Linked DNA regions of Mus musculus: region 2 is linked to region 1. The links are chromatin loops, found by intact Hi-C in ENCODE. Cell type or tissue: gastrocnemius. All regions are shown on one strand. Links, peaks and the distances in the headings refer to the core of each region. The heading gives the core; the rest is flanking DNA.

Region 1 (9,222 bases), core at 640-8,639:
GGTATACACTACCATGCCCATTACCATCCTGAGTGTGGGGATTACAGGTGTACACTACCATGCTCATTACCATCCTGAGTGTGGGGATTGCAGGTATACACTACCATGCTCATTACCATCCTGAGTGTGGGGATTGCAGGTATACACTACCATGCTCATTACCATCCTGAGTGTGGGGTTACAGGTATACACTACCATGCTCATTACCATCCTGAGTGTGGGGGTTACAGGTGTACACTACCATGCTCAGTTCAACCTTCCTTGAGAATCAGGTTGATCAAAATGTACTAATACGTTTCTATTGTTTTAATGCTATGGGTTTCTTGTACGCATGTTAGATAGACTTTATTTTTGCTTATCTTTTTAAAATTTTCAAATTCTTTATTGTTAAGATATTGATAAACTTATATGGCCACTGGCATTACTAAGCAAGAAAACTTTTGAAATTGTTCTTAAGACACAAATATCTACACCTAAATCTACATTTGGAGAGTATAGGTAAAGAAATGTTCAATAGCTGGTCATAGCAATGTTGTCCATGACAATAGAAAAAAAATGAAAGGTTTGTAAATCTTATAGTTGGGTGAAAAACGAAATGAAAAGAAATGGACATGACTGTTCCTAGGAATGGTAGAGGAGAAAGTTTATTATAGATAAAAGCAAGAAGCAAGGGCAGCTGGGAGAGTTCAGAGTGAGCATGACCAGATGAGCTAGGCTATGTGAGAACAAGAGGTATGGGAGAGGAAAAAGCCAAACCAAGAGTCCAGGGGGTGAAGAATAAACAAATAGGTCAGGCAATAAAAATGGTGGGATTATATAGAGAAGGGTAGCTGGGAGAAGGGCAGCCCCGTGGGCTGGAGAACTTAGGGTAGGGTAGGGCATGCCAGCCATACCCTGTAACAGGTAGATGCCAGGATAACCTGGAGGTCAAGTCTGCTTTGAAATGTTAAGTAGGCACCTCAGCCATTTGTCCCAGGGTTTGAGACCTACCAATATAGTGAGTGGAATTTGAAACATTTACCATGAACCCCTCCCTTTCGTGAAGTGGTAAGCATACACTAAACACAGAAGTATCCAAGTTTTACGGAGAAACTGCTGTAGAAGGAAGGAGAAAGGCAGTGAGGAAACAGGCAGTGTGCTCCTTACACATTTTCACTCCTCAAGGGAGCCTTGTGTACTTCTCAGAAGTGCTGAGGACACTGGGGACAGAGTATAAGCCCTGCTGTGAGATCCTGTCTACAGCTGCCAGCATGCCTAAGGGACAGTTCCATGAGAAACACAAAATGAGAAAGTGAGTGCATACACCGAAGTTAACACTTAATTCAGAAAGTTAGAGCGATGGTATAAAAGAACATCGCCAGTCTCACAATGTTATTTTATAAAGACATCTACACCACAGAACTGCAGTTTGAACATGATGGCTGCTTTGTCAGGCAGTTACCCTGGCCTTCCTTGGCACTGTCATTGTAAAGTGGGGTTCCATGTGGCACCCATGCTTCAGGTCACTGTGTTTTGAACGGTGCCGCATGGACTTAGATTTCCATTTGTAATCTGCAAATCCATACACTCAGTTGTAAAACCTCTTGAGGTACTGCTGTGTTTTATAAAAGATAAAGAAAGAAGGGATATGTTTTGTTGGATGTGTAGTCAGCTATGGGGGAAGGAGGGTGCCTCTGAAGGCCCATGCCGATGCATCTCTTCTCCCTGAGGGACCAGCCACACAAAGGTATTGTATAGAACAGTTTATTCAGGGCATGGGGAGGGGAGTTAAGAGGGTAGTAGAGACAGAGAATGTAGAGAAATAGAAGAGTAGAGGCCAGCCATGAGCACGTGTGGTTGGGGGGTATAGGGAGGAGGGGGAGAGAATGAGGGTGGGGGAAGGGCTAGAGAACAGAGCAAGAAAGCAAGAGCCAGGTAACTGTGGGGTGGAGCTTAGACAAAATGCTAGCAGGTATCGTATGCAAACTAAAGAGACAGGATGATACTTAGCCAATGGACCATCTCTTTACTTTTTCTTAACAGTTTCTCCTTTACATTAAATTGTGAAAATGCAGAGAGTGCAGCTCCTGATCAGAGCCCTCCCAATCAGATGCATTCACTGCAAACAACAAGGCAGACAGGCCTTCTCCTGGGGCCCTATCCCTCTCTTAATACTTGCTAAAAGGCAGTTATGCCCCCTCTAACACCTCTAATGTGATTCTCAAAGGCTCCATTCCTCCTGAATGTACACTGCATTTCTGTTGTAGCCACGTGCTCTAGTCACATTCAAATTAGATATGGGATTTAAATAAAACTTGAAATATATGTAAAGTTATATGCAAGTTTATAAAACTATATGTAAACTTAAAATTTGATGAGAAGGGGAAAATGCTTATTTCTATGTCACCTGACATAAATACAGTATGAGCAGTAGGGCGATCCATTTTGACCTGTTTTTATTTCTCCGGTTCCTAGTTCTGCAGATACCCTCCTGCCATCTCCCCTTTCTGCTCTGACTTTTGAGGCAGAGTCCCTTGTTTCCTATCTCCACTAGAAGCAGAGGCTTCTTAAATACAGTATCTCCTTTACTATCAACTTCAATGAGTCAAATCAGTAAACCATGCTGGCCCAACTGCTATCTAAATGTCTTGATTAAAGCCTTGAAGATTTTATAGCACTGATGTACTGTTAATTTGTCTCTCAAGGCATGCTCTCATACTTACAGTCTTAAGAGATTAATATCTGACCCACCTACCTTCTCAGGATGGTACGATCTGTTGACAATGTCAGTAGTGTCACCTAGTGTCAGAATCTAACAGGAATCAGGCCCCAGGTTCTTGCATCTCCTTGATTGGCAGCATGCGCACAGGTCATGTTTATTAGGTCATGTTTATTAGGCATCTCAAGCACTGTGGTAATCATATGAAATATAAAGCAATACAATGTGGCAGGAGTAAGGGAATACCTGGCAGAATCATGCTGAGATGTCCCCCTAAGGAATCATGACATGTGACAGACCTGTCATAAAGAAGAATTATTGTGAGGGAGGGAACAGAGACCTGAAATAGAGGTAGACAGAGAAGGACAGGAAGAGAGAGGAAGAGAGACCAGCCAGGAGCCTGTAGGAACACAGAGTGAGAGTGAAGAAGGAGATGGAGAAGAGGAGGAAGAGAAGAGGAGAGGAGAGGAGGAGTGGGAAAAGGAGGAGTGTGGGGAGGAGGAGAAAGAGGAGAGGCTGGGGTAACAGTCCTCTATGGGCTGCTGCACCTAGCTTACACATGGCTGTGTTTAATGATGTTGGGCAGAGCTAGCAGAATTGTCTATAAGTCAACTGTGATTACTTTAAGAGCAATGCCTTCTGAGCTGAAGGGGTTTGCAACCCCACAGGAAGAACAATATCAACCAACCAGAGCTCCCAGAGCCACCATCCGAAGAGTACTCATGGATGGACCCATGACTCCAGCTGCATATGTATCAGAGGATGGACATCAATTGGAGGAGAGACCCTTGGTCCCGTGAAGGCTCGATACATCTATGTAGGGGAATGTGAGGGCGGAGAAGCGGAAGTGGGGGAGGCATACCCTCATAGAAGCAGAAGGAGGGGGAATGGGATAGGGAGGGTTTTTTTTTTTCCTGTGGGGGGGAATCAGGAAAGGAGATAACATTTGAAATGTACATAATTTAAAAATCCAATTTAAAAAAAAAGAACAATGCCTTCTGCAAGATGATATTCCACTTTTATGACTAGAGAGTGAGAGCCGATGATGGTAAGAAACGTGGTGGCATTCGCCAGCTATTTTACCTTACTCATCACCCTTCTGTCATGGCCACTACTGTTAACCTCAACTTTAAAAGTACTCAGTCAGATGGAGCTCAGTGGTTAAGAGCATTGTCTGCTTTCCCAGAGGTTTTGGTTCCGTCCCCAGCACTCACATGGTGGCTCCTCGCAACCTTCTGTAACTCCTTTTACAACACCCTCTTCTGCTTTCCGAGGGCACCAGGCACACAAGTGGTACACAGACATACATGCAGGCAAAATACCCCTACACATTGTCGTCGTCGACGTCATCGTCGTCGTTGACGTCGTCGTCATCGTCATCATCATAAGTAAATACATTTAAAAAGAGGTTTTCAGATATTCCATCAATAGTGCTCATAGGCTGGCTTGGATATCTCGGTTATGGCTGAGTTAACCGAGGCCCTCAAAACACAAGAAAGACATTTATTTGAAAAAAACGGAGTTCCTGGGCCTCTGAGCTTCAAAATTATAACCAAAGTCCCAGAAATTTTGTATGTCTGTTTTCTTTAATTCCAAAAATGTCTTTTAAGGAGTAGAACTGTGTGGGTGGGTGGGTGGGTGGGTGGGTGGTTATGTGAATGGGACACGAGGGGAACCGTGAAGCTGAACCAGATAGCAGACTACTTGGAGCTCCGACCACAAGGTCTTCCTCTTTAGCAGCAGAAAAGCGGAGCTGGGCTTGGCGATGGGCTGTGGAAAAGAAGCCTGTAATAAATGAGCCTTTGGCATTCACCTGCGTAATTGCTTTCAGGCCCTCGGTTAACCCAGTACTCACGCATAGGGTTCTATTTGCCGAAAACTTGGGAAAGAATTATGTAGAGGGGTGCAGGTGAAGCCCCTCTCCTAGCATTGATAGCAGGACTTAAATCCAGCGGTTTGCACCTGAGACCACTCCCCTTATGAAACTCTCCCCCATCCCCCACTCCCACCCCAGGGGAGGCCGCGCAGGCTGTTTACTGTTAATGAACTTTCCCCCAACCTCTCTCCTCCCTGGCAGCTGCAGAAGCAGGGTCCCGCGGGATCTGTGTGGCACCCAGAGGAGTGTGTGGTACCAGAACAGGTGGCAGGCTGCTGCTCCCTGAGGAGGATGGCCAGGAGATACACATGGAGGCAAGGGGAGGAGGGAGACAGATGAGAGCAAAGAAACTACAAGACACTAAGTGTGCTTGAGTTACTAATAAGCATCAATGAAACAGTCCCTGCGGGTCTTAGCAATAAAGAGGAAATGCTGTCTGGAAGGAGCTGGGAATCTGCGCTGACCAGAGTGAGCAAAGTGGTGGTTTTAAGCTGCCCTCTCTACTTTTCCACATACTTACCTGGTCTGCATCCTCAGAGAGTATCAGTTTTATACGCCAGCAGTGCCACCTCCTGGTTACAAAGAGGATGAAACATGGAGGTTTTTAGAAGAACTTCCCTGGATTTTCTTTTCCCCTGTTAACGTTTCCTTACCCGCTGCTAGGCTAGAATCACTTTTCCTTCGCGTTCTCATTTTCTGCAAGAGTTACTTTCGCGCCCGCTCACACTCTCCTGGGGTCTCTTCTGGAACATGTCTCTCACCACAATGCTGTTTTAACAGGTATGGTGTGAGGAACTAAATGTGTTCCTTATGTTATCAAAATGGCCACAGCAGTTCAAAGTATGAAACAACACTGAAAGAGTTTGTAAACTTATGTATTTTACATGTCCATGTCCACTCATGCAATAACACCCCAAAGCTGTAGTGTCTTTTGAGGGGTGGTTGAAGAAAGCTTTGCACATAATGTATTAGTAAAGCTAGCTTAAACAAACAAACAAATAGTGAGTTGCACACTGTGGCAGTCCCAGCACTCAGCTGGTAGAGGTAAGGAGAATCATTGAAGAGTTCAATGCCAACCTACTCTACACAACAAGCTCCGAACAAACAAGAAGGCACATTTTTCAGTCTATGCATAGTCATCTATAGAAGCATAAAACTAACAGAAATTCAATTACACTGCAATCCATATACTCTTTCTAATGTCCATGAAAAACTACTTGCGAAATAATCATCTGTTGGTATTTACCATGTTCTGTCATGCTAGAACACTATTTAACAAAATAAAACTACTGTCCTTAAGAGAGACAAAGAAAAGAGGGAGGGGGGAGAAGGGGAAGAGAGGCGTGGAGACTGGGAGAGGTGGGAGGAGGGAGGCAGAAATACTTGAATTATGCTGTTAATTTTACTGTACTGTGAAAAAAGTAAGAAACTGGGGTAAGAAAAACAAAAAGAAACAAACAGGAACACATCTTCAGGAGCAGGGTTCCAGAAAGTCAGTTTGAGGAAGCAACATTAAAAAGAATGAGAAAACGACCCAGATGAATTGTGTGGAGAAAAATACTCCAAGGGAATATGAAAAAGAATGTTCTAAAAGCAAGATGTGTTGATGAGTCAGCACAGAGGGTGGGGTTTGGGGAAGGGAGTGGGTAGAACAGCAGTGCTCAAATCATGAGGAATTCCCTAGGACACATCTAGACTTTCTGGGTCAGGGAATCTGAGTGGTGCTCCTCAGTGTGAAGACCTTTGACCTGCTGGGTAACAATCCCACCGGCTGCTATACATTAAGTGTACAGCAGCGATGGGGCAGGACCAGCTGTGCAGATGTTAAGGCAGCTTGCTAAGGACATCTATATAGTTTTGACAGAAAATGGGCAGAAGACTGTGAGACCTGAGTAGCTAATGCCACCCTTGTTGAGGAGAGTTTGCAGGGAGAGCCACCATTTCCAGAGAGGATCTGGGTAGGGGGATGGGCAGTGAGTACCACTGAGAAATCTGTCTAGACACATTATCAAAGATCCCTGGGAGCCATCCACAGGTAAATGGACATGAGCCCAAACTTCAAGAAAAAGAGATTTAAAAATAAATAAAATGGTGTCATCTACTTTTAAAAAAATGGAACATACGCAATTTTAGCATATTGAAATCGCTATCTCCAAGATTTTTTTCCCTTAGGAAGAATTAAATGAAGCATATCCTCTTAATGTTTCAATCTCTCTGAATTTTACCAAGGGAACTTTTCTGGCAGTGTACATGACAAGGAGCAGTTTGTTCAGGTGGGCATGTGGCATACGGTGGGTGAACCAGCCTGACTCCATCTTAATATCAGTAGCCATCTTGTTGTTACAAGGTCAAAATAAGTTCGCTTTTATTTTCCATAAAATTTTAATTTCTATGTCTCAGCATTTGACTAGATCATAACTTGAACCTTTCTGGAATTCAACTTAAATCCACACCTGCCTGAGAATTGACCTACACCCACCCTGAGAAGATAAAGTGTTCTGCCAAATAATTTTGAGATGTTCTGCCAAGATCCTATGTAAGTATAATTCCTCTGAAAAATCTTCCAACCGTTGGAACCCCTAGTTAGCAGGGGTTTTTTTGAGATATATAAACCACTCTTTCTTCCATGTTCGATATTTTTTTCAAACCCCACTTTAGGAAGAGAGTCCTCCTACCTGACAGAAAATAAAGCTTGTTGAATTCGTCTAAAATGTTTGGGTAATGGTCTTCATTACGCGTCATTCAGTAAGATAAACACATGAAGTGGATCTTCACAGTGAAGAAGAGATGTGCTTCCTTTCCCTCACCACTGGTAGGGTAGCTGCACGAAAAAGAAACGCCCACGGCTCACATCTCATATTCTGTGGCTAGTCAGCAAACAGTTCTATCTATACGTTCTGCATAATGACAACGCATTGTCAGGGCCTCTCATTATGAGGAAGGAGCCCACATAGTTTGATTTCTGCCAAGAACATTAAAAGCATCTACCTTGTACCAAATAGAAGGGCAATCTAATGGGGTGGGGGTGGAGAAGAAAGCTGGGCCTCAGGATGCCCGAGTGACAACCTACATAGTCCCAGGCTGTAACTACTCTGGCTGGTGATTTTCTAAGTGGGGGCTTCTCCTCTCTATTCTGCCTGACTGAGAACGGAGTGCACCCACCTGAATCAGACGCATGATTTCCTAGAAGAAAACTTTCATTGAAACAGAAGAGGAAACTGATGAATCTGCCTGCATTGAGACTTTTTATTAACTCTTTATTCCCTCTGTGATGGCTATTCTTAGTTGTCAACTTGATTACATCTAGAATGAACTGGAATCCAGAAATCCAGACAGCACACCAGTGAGGTTGTTTTGTTGTTGTTTTCTTTTGTTTTAGCTTGGTTTGAAGTGGGTGGATTGACATTTAGTCCAGAACTTTGAGGCAGCAGTATATATACCTTTAATCTGGATCTTGAAGCAGGAAGATACACCTGTAGTCTGGGCCACACCTTCTGCTGGAAACCCATATAAGGATGTGGAAGATGGAAACTTTTGCTCTGTGCCAGCTTGCTCTCACCTTGGTAGCAAACCCTTTCTCTCACTGGCATTACAGCCCAACTCCTTCAGAATTCCAGTGTCTGCTTAAAACTATCTGAAACATCCAGGCTCACTGACTGAGAAACTCTGGATTCTTGGACTTGCCGCTGAAGCTATTGTATTAGCTGGATCATAGCCTGTAACACACTCTAATTCAGTGGTTCTCAACCTTTCTTGCTGCATCACTTTAATACAGTTCCTTGTGTTATAGTGACCCTCAACCATGAATTTATTTTTCTTGTTACTTTATAAATGGATCTTTGCTAGCGTTATTAATTGTAATGTGAAGATCTGTGTTTCCCAGTGGTCTAAGGTGACCCCAATGAAAAAGTCATTCAGTCCCCAAAGGGGTAGCAAACCACAGGTTGAGAACCACTGATCTAATAACTTCCCTTTGCTCTGTTTTATAGATTCATTCTATAAGTTTTGTTTCCCTAGAGAACCCTAATACATTCTTGAATTACAACACTTTCGGCTTTTTTTTCACTCATTCAATAAACACATTAAAGAATACCACTTTCAATCCTTGAAAACCATCGTAAAACTTCATGTCCCAATACACATGAATGTAAAATCCTACATAAGAGCAAAAAAAAGTTAATAATTTGACATTTACATACACACACACACACACACACACACACACACACACACACACACATATTAAGAGTGGACCTAAGAAAAACTCTCTGAATTCAAAATTACCTTCCAGCTTGAAAGCTTTGGGAAGATATGTTCATGTGTTCAGTTAAGGAAATGCCTACTAAAGGGTACATTGATTTTGGAAAGTATCATAAATAATTTAGACACTTACAGAGGTGTAAACAAGCTTGCTAAAAGTTCCATTTTCTCTAGCAAGCTCTGATTTTATCAACTTACCAACACTTCGTTGTTTAATTTATATAAGCAATCTTAATTTGTTCATTGACAAGAAAATATTTGCCAGTTACAGAAATCTGGATATCCAGAACTTGACAGCTGCTGTCAGAAATGATGCTTCATGGAAAGAAAGAAAAAAAAGGTAGTTAGCTCAGCTTCCACCTCAACAGAGTTGCTGTGTTTGCATGCA
Region 2 (9,222 bases), core at 907-8,906, 140 kb before region 1:
TGCTTTGGATACTGACTGGTTGGAGTGTGGATGGGCCACCAATTCCATCAGTCCCCTTATTTTGTGGTGTAATGGAGAAGGAAAAAAATTACTGCAGGTGAGAGGAAATGTCTTAGGCTTGTGTATGATGGAAACTTGCTGCTATGGACAAAGACTCAGAAAGAGATTCTCTTATCTTAGTATCCCACCTCCCTCCCTCCCTTTCTTTCTTGTTCTTCCTCTCCCCTCCCTTCCCCTTTTGTTCCTCACTCACTCACTCATTCACTCACTCACTTCTTCCTCTTCCCTCTCTTTTTTTCCTTTCTTCAATCTTTCTTTCCAAAGATCTGAGTCATTGGACATTATTTTTTAATGCGAGGAGTGAAAATACTGATCTGACCATATCTTTTCTTTCATAAGTTTTGTCTTCCAGGCAATTTAAAGCCCACCTTTTCTCTTAAAATTTAAAATGTGTCACATTTATTAATAATAAGCCTCCCAATGTATTTGACTCTATTTCTTGACAGATAGTTTTTCCTGTGATCTGTTCTCTTTTTCTGTTGTCCTGTTCTGTTTTTCCTGTGATCTGCTTTGTCTACACTAATACCATACGGTAACCTCAGAGAATTTCTAAGGATATGCACCGCCTTTCATTTTCATCACCCTGTGAAGCACTCTGGTTCATCATTCTCTTTTATCCTATGCACAATCTTTTTGAAATTTCATTATGTTTATGAATTTATCTCATCTCATCCAAATTTTTTCAAATGTCACTTTGTGCCTCTCATACTTCATAATTTAAAGTTTATTTCTATATATGCTATCTTACTTTGCTACTTAAATGGAATGCTAAGTATCATTACTTATGTTAACTATATATCTTTGTGTGCTAAGAGAACACTTAGTACTGTATATTAATTTATGTTTTACTACATTTATTTTATTTTTATAAATTGATAATTTATTTCTTAAAATCAGTGTATAATTTTCCTAGGTTTATTAAACCTTTTTAATTTGTATTTTTTCTTTTTATTGCAAGCAAAGATTTTTTTCATACAATATATTCTGATCATGATTTCCTCGCTTTCCCTTACTCCCAGACCTCCCCAGCTTGCCAGCCTTCCAACACCACACCTTCTTCCTTTCTCAAGAAAACAAACAGGCAAGTAAAACAAATAAATAAAAGAATAAAACGCAATGCACCAGGTGGTGGTGGTGCATGCCTTTGATCCCAGCACTTGGGAGGCAGAGGCAGGCAGATCTCTGAGTTCAAGGCCAGCCTGGTCCACAGAGTGAGTTCCAGGACAGCCAGGGCTATACAGAGAAACCCTGTCTCTAAAAACCAAAAACCAAAACCAAAACCAAAACAAACAAGAGAGAGAGAGAAAGAGAGAGAGAAACACACATACACTCACACATAGCCTAAAAACACAAAATAGGAAATTAAAATTATAGACCACTAGGATTTTTTTTAATGGCCTAAACAAAGCAATATGGGGGGTGAGGTGGGAACTACCTACAAAAATGCCTTTGAGTTTGTGTTGGCCATCTATGGTCTGTCACTCAAGATGGGTAAAAGTGAAAGTAAAACAATCAGAAGACTCCAATTATAAAGATAATAGCAGAAGACATAGGATGAAATGCTGTGTCACTGGTCTGAGTAATGTTTTCCTGAAAATCAAACAGTGGAACAGAATAACACTAAAATGCTTTTATACAATGATGATGATGTTGGTGATGATAATGGTGGTGGTGGTGGTGGCAGTGGTGGTAATTAAGGAACAAAATTGACAACATGTGACTGTGGGGAAACTCTTTGAGACTATATATCTGATAAGAGGATCAGATCCAAAATAAAGAAGGGATTCAAGCAATTCAATAGCAAGAAAAGAATGGTCCAATTAAAAATAGTCAAAGATTAGGCAAATGGATGGATCTAGAAAATATCATCCTGAGTGAGGTAACTCTGGCACAAAAGGCCACACATGTTATGTACTCACTGGTAAGTGGGTATTAGGCAAAGAGCGTAAAATACCCATGATATAACTCACGGACCACATGAAGCTCAAGAGGAAAGAAGCTCAAAGATCAGATGGCTTCAGTCCTACTTAGAAGGAGGAACAAAATAATCAAGGGATGTAGAGTGTGGGAGGGACTTGGTAGGAAGAGAAGAGAGGGAGGAGAAAAGGAGGGGAAGAATCAGGCATGAGAGGAGATGGAGGAGATGTACAGAGGGTCAGGAAATTGAACAGAGTTTGTAGCAATGGGGGATAGGGAACTGGGGATAGCAACTAGAAAGTCCCAAATGCCAGGAAAACAAGAGTCTTCCAGGACCCCACAGGGATGACATTAGCTGAAATATCCCACAAATGGGACAGAAAACCTGTCAAGACCATATCCAGAGGTTAGTCATTCCCCCACCCCCACCCTGGTTGAGATTTTGGGGCCACCTACCCATCTCCAAAATTTTAACCTAGAATTGCTCCTGTCTATAGTAAATACAGGGACAGAGAGTTGAACAGAGACTGAAGGAAAGGCCATCCAGAGACTACCCCACCTGGGGATCCATTCCACATGCAGATACCAAACCCAGACACTATTGCAGATGCCAAGAAGGGCTTGCTTGCTGACAGGACCCTGATAAAGCTGTCTCTTGATAGGCTTTGCCAGATTCTGACCAATACAGATGTGGAGGCTCACAACCAACCATCAGACTGCACAAAGGGACCCCAATGAAGGAATTAGGGGAAGGACTGAAGAAGATGAAGGGGAATTATCTGGCATCAATAGTAAGGCCTCCCTAGCTCAGTCCTGTGAAGGCTTGATGCCCCAATGTAGATGAATACTAGGGCGGTCAGTTGGGAGTGAGTAGGTGAATGTGGGAGCACCCTCATAGAAGCAGGGTAAGGAGGAATGGGATAGGGAGTTTGCAGAGGGGAAACCAGGAAAGGTGATAACATTTGAAATACACTTCTATCTGTAGCTTATATTATTTTAAATAGCAAAGTCACACGACCAAATTCTGTGTTTAAAAATGTGGTACACTCTACAGTGGGATAGCATGCTACTCATTAAGAAGAAGGAAATTCTTTCATACACATCAATATGAATGGAGCTATATGGTAAGATGCTGAGTGAAACAATACAGGTACAGAAAGATAATACTATATGACCTCATTACAAATAGATTCTAAAAGCATAGAAACAGAGCACCAAAAAAATGTAGTTATCAGTCTTCTGGGACAGTGTGCTGTGGACATAGGGCAGATGTCACCTAAAGAGCACACAGATTCTAGTGGACTGAAGAAATAAGTTTTGTAACCCCATTGTGCAGTATTGCACTATCGTTAGCCACAATATGTTTTCCATTTCAAATTTTCTCATTAGAGGATATTTTAGCTTTCTCACTGCAAAAACTATGAGCTAGCTATGTGATAGGTATTTTAGCTAGCTTAATTATACAAAGTACACATAGATCAACATCACTTTATATTCTGTAAGTATACAAAGTTATTTTTCTATGAGAAGAAACTAAACACAACATACAGAAAAGGCTATGATGTGAAGTCAGTTGCCTATCGTCCCAGCATTTGGTAGGATAAAACAGTTCAAAGTTAACCATTATTACATATTAAATGCTAAGCTAGCTTTGACGGTACAGCAAGACCTTGTTTTTAACAATAAAAAAAGAAACTGAAAAGGAGGTGGTGATATGGCTCAGCAGCTCTGCAAGCTTGGGACAAAAGCAAAAGCGGCAGAAGAAGATGTACTTCACAAAGTGGGTCTCGGACTTCCAGATGCACAGTGTGGTATGCAAGTGCACACACACACACACACACACACACACACACACACACCCACACACCACACACTCAAAAATAGTAAATAGAATTGCAGTTAATTTAAAAACAAGAATTATTAAAGCATTAAAGTGAGTGTTATAAAGTGTTATTCACATACATTATTGTTATGGTTATGGTTGAAATTGCAACTCATGTAGTTAAGTTAAAAGTACACAGTATCTTGTTAATATATGTTATATTGGGTTGCAGAAGTTTTTTGTAGGATATGAGGAAAAACCATGTGAAAACTGCTAAACCACAAACAAATTTAAAATTAATTGTTCTTTAATCTCTACATGAAGTAACTCTAGTCTCAAAGTTGTAATTTTTTGTAGAAAAATACCATTTTTCTAAATGGCTAAATAAGCCTTTTAGACAAAATAACAACTTCATGGCAAAAGTTATGCTTATTACCACGTTAACTCATTTGACTTATAAAAATAAGTGTAGCTATATTTGACCAAGAAACTTCCAGATCTGAGCCTGGTATTATTTATGTTAGTGCATACCTTACTTAAACCTCAGAAGCACTCTGGTCAGTTGCTTTTTATAACCACTACTTTACAGGTAAAGAAAGTGAATCTGCCATTTTTGTCAATGGCCCAAGGCCATGACTAGTTCATGCGGAGTGTGTCATTCTGTCAGATGACCTGCCTTCCAGTAATACTTGTCAACACATAAGCAATGAACAGTGTGTCACTGAGCTAATAATGTAAAGTTACATACACAAATGTAGCCCTTTCCCTACCCTGTCTACTTGAGAATATTTTAATTTGTCATTTATCTGCTGATAGATCTGAATCACTTCCACCAGTTTCTCTTTTGTCAGGAGCAATCATGATGTTATATAAAAACATGCTCTCATCCCCAAAGGCAGGGTGGTCAGTGAACGCCAGTGATGGTGACATGATACTGGATATTAAGTAGCAGTGTTACACCAGACCTCAGCTGCAGATGGAGTCATTCATCTGTGCTGAGAAGTAGCATTATTGCTGATATGGGATTTTATACCCCCAGTGTCACTGGTCCTCCCTGAAAGTTCCAAATGGTCAATTAAATTCTGAGATCAGGGCTTCATCTCCATTCTAGAGCAGGATCACTGCTCTAGGTCACCAGCAAGATTGATTGCACATCTGCAGACATGGCAGCCTTTGCAATTATGATTTAGGGCCTTTCACTTATCCTTCCTGAGATACAGAAAGAATAGTTTTAACTTTAAAGGCTTTTTTTTCTTTTCTTTCTTTTTTTTTTTTTTTTTGATTCTTATGGAATCAGCTTAGCTTTGATGACATCTTAATTTCAGGATATCAAATCAGAGAGTCTGCCCTAGTACTTTTCCATATTAATATATGCCTTCAGTATGGCAATCTTAATGAAGGATAAATTATCTTCCAAAGATTTTAATCATGTCTAAATTAAACTAATAGGCAAGCACAGAGATTACAAACATGTATACTCTGTATTTGATAATCTGTGATTCTCCCTGGCTTCTGATAAGCTGTTTAAAACTGCACAGGGGATGAGAACACCATTCCACAGATAGAGTTGCGGGTTTTTTTTTAATTGGATATTTTCTTTATTTACTTTTCAAATGTTATCCCCTTTACTGGTTCCCCCCAGAAGTCCCCTATCCCATCCCCATGTCCCTGCTTCTATGAGGGTGTTCCTCTACCCACCCACCCACTCCCACCTCCCCACCTGGGAGCATATTTCCCTACACTGGGGCATCTATTGGGCCTTCATAGGACCAGGGACCTTTCCTCCCATTAATGCATGACAAACCCATTCTCTGCAACATGTGCAGCTGGAGCTATACATTGCAGAGGAGAGAGAAGGTCTTAAAAGAGAAAAGAACTTGAAATTAATGATTGAACCCCAGTTATTAATGAATTAAAATTTTTATTCCTAGTTCTTGTAATCCCCATGAAAGTTTGGAGAAACTTCTTTGAATACACACCTAAATTTATATTTCAGATTGTAAGATGATATAAAAATAAATCTTAGTGGTTACACATTTCTCTCTATAGAAATCAGTGTGTAAAATGACTAAGAATATGAAAAAAAATTGTAAGAGTTAGAATCCTCCTCACACTTGGTGATAAAATGATCTGTAATCTAGTTTCTCACACAGGAGATTTTGACCTGCACATAACTTACATCAATTTGGAACCATGTTTTCACTCCTATTGCCTTGGATTGTATCATTTCTGTTCCTGTACAAGTCTACCTTATGCTAAACCTGTGCCTACTCACTACCCCCTACTACAGCATGCAGTTCTGGTATGTAGCTATTACTCAGATCAACCCCACCCAACCCTATCCATGTCCTTTCTAGTGACCTTCCCCCACCTGGCCCTGGACTTTACAAGAATGGGCATTTAAAACATGTCCTGTGTGTGTTTGAAACTTATCAGAGCAACTGCTGTCTTTAAACTGTCTGCAGACAGGTGTCATGGCTGAGCCATCCAAAGAGTATCAATGCCCATCAAAGCATTATGTGCAAGCTCAAAGTCCTCTGGTGATGTCATTCAGGGAACACAATCCGAAAGCATGTATGCCATCTGGTCCAGCACTCTATCTAACTTCAGAGCCCCACAGCAGCACTCAGGGAAAGAGGAAAGAAAGGCAAAGAGCAAGATCTTGGTGAAGTTTGGTCTTGAATACTATATCTAGCCATTTCTCTTTCTGTGATCTCAGGCAAAATGCCAGTGCCCTGAAATTCAGTTTCTACTTGTAAGTCCTGGGTTCAGAGAAGTTGCCTGATAAATAACTGAAGAACAAACACATGGGAAACAGTATCTCTGGTGTGCTTGCAAGATTTCAAACCATTCCCCTCCCACCCACTATATCTTCAAGCATCTGTATTGTTTGTCTAGAACCATCTTTGCTCTTTCTCACCCTCTTACCTAGTTAACTGCTAACTGTCCAAAGAATTTTCTGACAAGAATTTTCTGACAAGAGCTTCCCAACCTAGAGACTTTCCTGCTGTGACACCCAAGTCATGAAGGTGCTACTTGCATCCATCACAGTATTAGTGAGTGTGCTGTATTGTATCTGCCTGTTAATCTGAGTTCCTTGGTAATGAGGGGTAGTTTTATACCTTTATTTATGTAGTTTCCTCTGGCTGAAAAGTTCATATTACTTATATCTTTCAGTTTAGGACAAATGATTAAAATTCTCACAAAGGACTATTTTTAATTTCCCCTCTTTATATTATTTTTTAAAGCTCTATGTCCAACTCCTAAATCCTGCCCTGTACAAATATCTACTATGATCTGATTATATACGTCTTCTGTTCATAGATGTCTCTAAATAAGTTATATGATATACATACATACATATCCTTATTATGCTAATTGGTATATTTAGTTCCCAATTTTTACATATCTAATTTTCATAAATAGAATGGATGCTCTCATAAAGCCATTCTGAGCTAACAAATATCTATAATATTGTACATGGACTGTGCCAGAGAGCCCCATTTATTTATCTGTACTAGTTAAGATAGTTGAAACTCCATTAGCACCAGTTAAATCAAGAAATAGAAGAATAGCATTCTTCCTGACATGATTTATTTAAAAAGAAGAAAGAAGCACTAAAATTTCTCCTATTGCTAGTTCAAGTGCCTCTAAGACCAAAACAAATAAAGGAAAGCTCTTTACTGAAGACAATCATCTAAACCCTGATGTTCTTCCTATCAAAGCAGCTGTGCTCAATATTCATAAAACGTCAAAGCATGTTTTATTCTGTTCTAATCACTGGGCTTGCCAGTCTCAGTTTACTTTCTTCATAATGTTAATGGACATGTCCCCAGTTGCAGATGAAATATTTAAGCACCATGGTTGTAGCCAAAAAACATTGTGCTCAAGCTCACAAACTGATTGGCTTTTCCTTGGTGCTAACATCACACTATAATATTCTCTTAAATATGAACAAATCACCAAAGACCATTCATGCCGAGAAAGGCCTCAGTACCCTAATCCCAAACCAGACATTTGTCTGGACCCAGTAGTTGCTCAGTTCCTCAAAACTCACAATCTGGTTCTGAAGTCTAAAAGATTGCTGGAGAGCCTCTGGTCTTCAGTCTACAGTGGAAGGGCAAAGAAACTTGAACCCAGTGTCAAAAAGAATGGAAACAAAGGCAGCCTCAGAGCAGATACACTCACCCACAGGAGTGAGGGCAGACAGGCAAAAGCAGCAACTTTTCCCTCAGTCATCAGTGAAAGTGATGCTTCACTCTAGGGGAAGACCATTGTCTCTCAGTCAATCCTTCCAGGAAATATTCAATTTTAAAACATATTTTAATTTAAGAGTCTTGGCAATTCTTGAAAAATGTTATACAATGTAATTTGATCATATTCACTGCCTACTCCTCCCCTTAGCTCCTCTCAAATCCATCCCACATCTCCTTACCCATTCCCAACTTTGTATATTCTTTTTTTGTACCCACTGAGAACAATATGTTTTATCCATACACTCCATATAAGAGGCTATTCTCTAGACCACAGTCAACCAAGCAAGGGTCTCATTCGTAAAGTAAGCCAGCAGTCCCTTCACCAGAAGCCATAAAATGTCCATAGGTCTTTAGTTAGGGGTTGAAGGTTACAAACTCTTTCCTTTCCCATGCTGGAATGTTGGATGGCTTGATATTGAACAGGTCTTATGCAGGCTATCACAGTTCTGTGAGTTCATGCATGCAGTGGCCCTGCCATGTCCAGATGACACTGTTTTGCTCTGGTCCTCCCCACATCTGGATCTTACAACTTTCCACCTCTTCTCCTTTGATGATCACTGAGATTTGGGGAGGTGACATAGAAGTCTCATTTGCAGCTAAGCATTCCACTGATTTTACACACTGATCAGTTGTGAGTTTCTGTAGTAACCACTGTCTACTGTATAAAGAAACTTGTCTGATGAGGTTTGAGAGCTGCACTAATCTATGGGGAAGAAGTGAATTTAGTAATTAGCTTGATGCTTATTTTCAATTGGCAGAATAGTAGTTGTACAATCTTGGGGTCTTTGAATAACCCAGCCATGGGTTCTTGGCCAGACTTACAGTAAATTGTATGCAATTCCTTTTGTGCAGCGGGCCTTAAAACCAATCAGAAATATGCAACTAGACACACACAAGCTCTGGGGATACTGGTTAGTTCATATTGTTGTCCCTCCTGTAGGGCTGCAGACCCCTTTAGCTCCTTGGGTACTGTTACACACACTCCAGTGAAGTCTGCTTGGCAGGCTGAGAGGCCTGGAAGCACTCATAAGGCAAAGAGTTTTAAGGAAACTCAACCTCCTGGAACCTTGACATTCTCATAACCCATATACTTATACCCTACCCCCATGTTAGTCTGGTGTATGGATGCATGTGCTCTATTTTAGTATTATTTTATTATAAGTGCCT

What was found. Hi-C counts contacts between places; a loop is a spot of excess contacts. Peaks named below come from ENCODE experiments on the same cell type or tissue, not always from the same donor. Only the 100,000 strongest peaks of a DNase experiment are listed, where the experiment ranks them.
Region 2: it touches region 1 in a loop (5-fold over the local background); 2 of 42 quality-filtered maps call a loop at or near these places.

The regions. Positions count from the first base shown.
Region 1 is chr3:14,675,307-14,684,528 of GRCm38, reverse strand. No RefSeq gene overlaps it. Among named protein-coding and RNA genes, the nearest start is that of Car13, 38 kb to the right of the region's middle. In gastrocnemius, for the core only: CTCF peaks have their summits at 2,804 and 5,151 (motif pointing left); DNase peaks (open chromatin) are centred at 4,827 and 5,102.
Region 2 is chr3:14,817,415-14,826,636 of GRCm38, reverse strand. No RefSeq gene overlaps it. Among named protein-coding and RNA genes, the nearest start is that of Car3, 42 kb to the left of the region's middle. In gastrocnemius, for the core only: CTCF peaks have their summits at 4,743 and 6,279; no DNase peak of the experiment used is centred there; H3K27ac peaks cover 969 bases.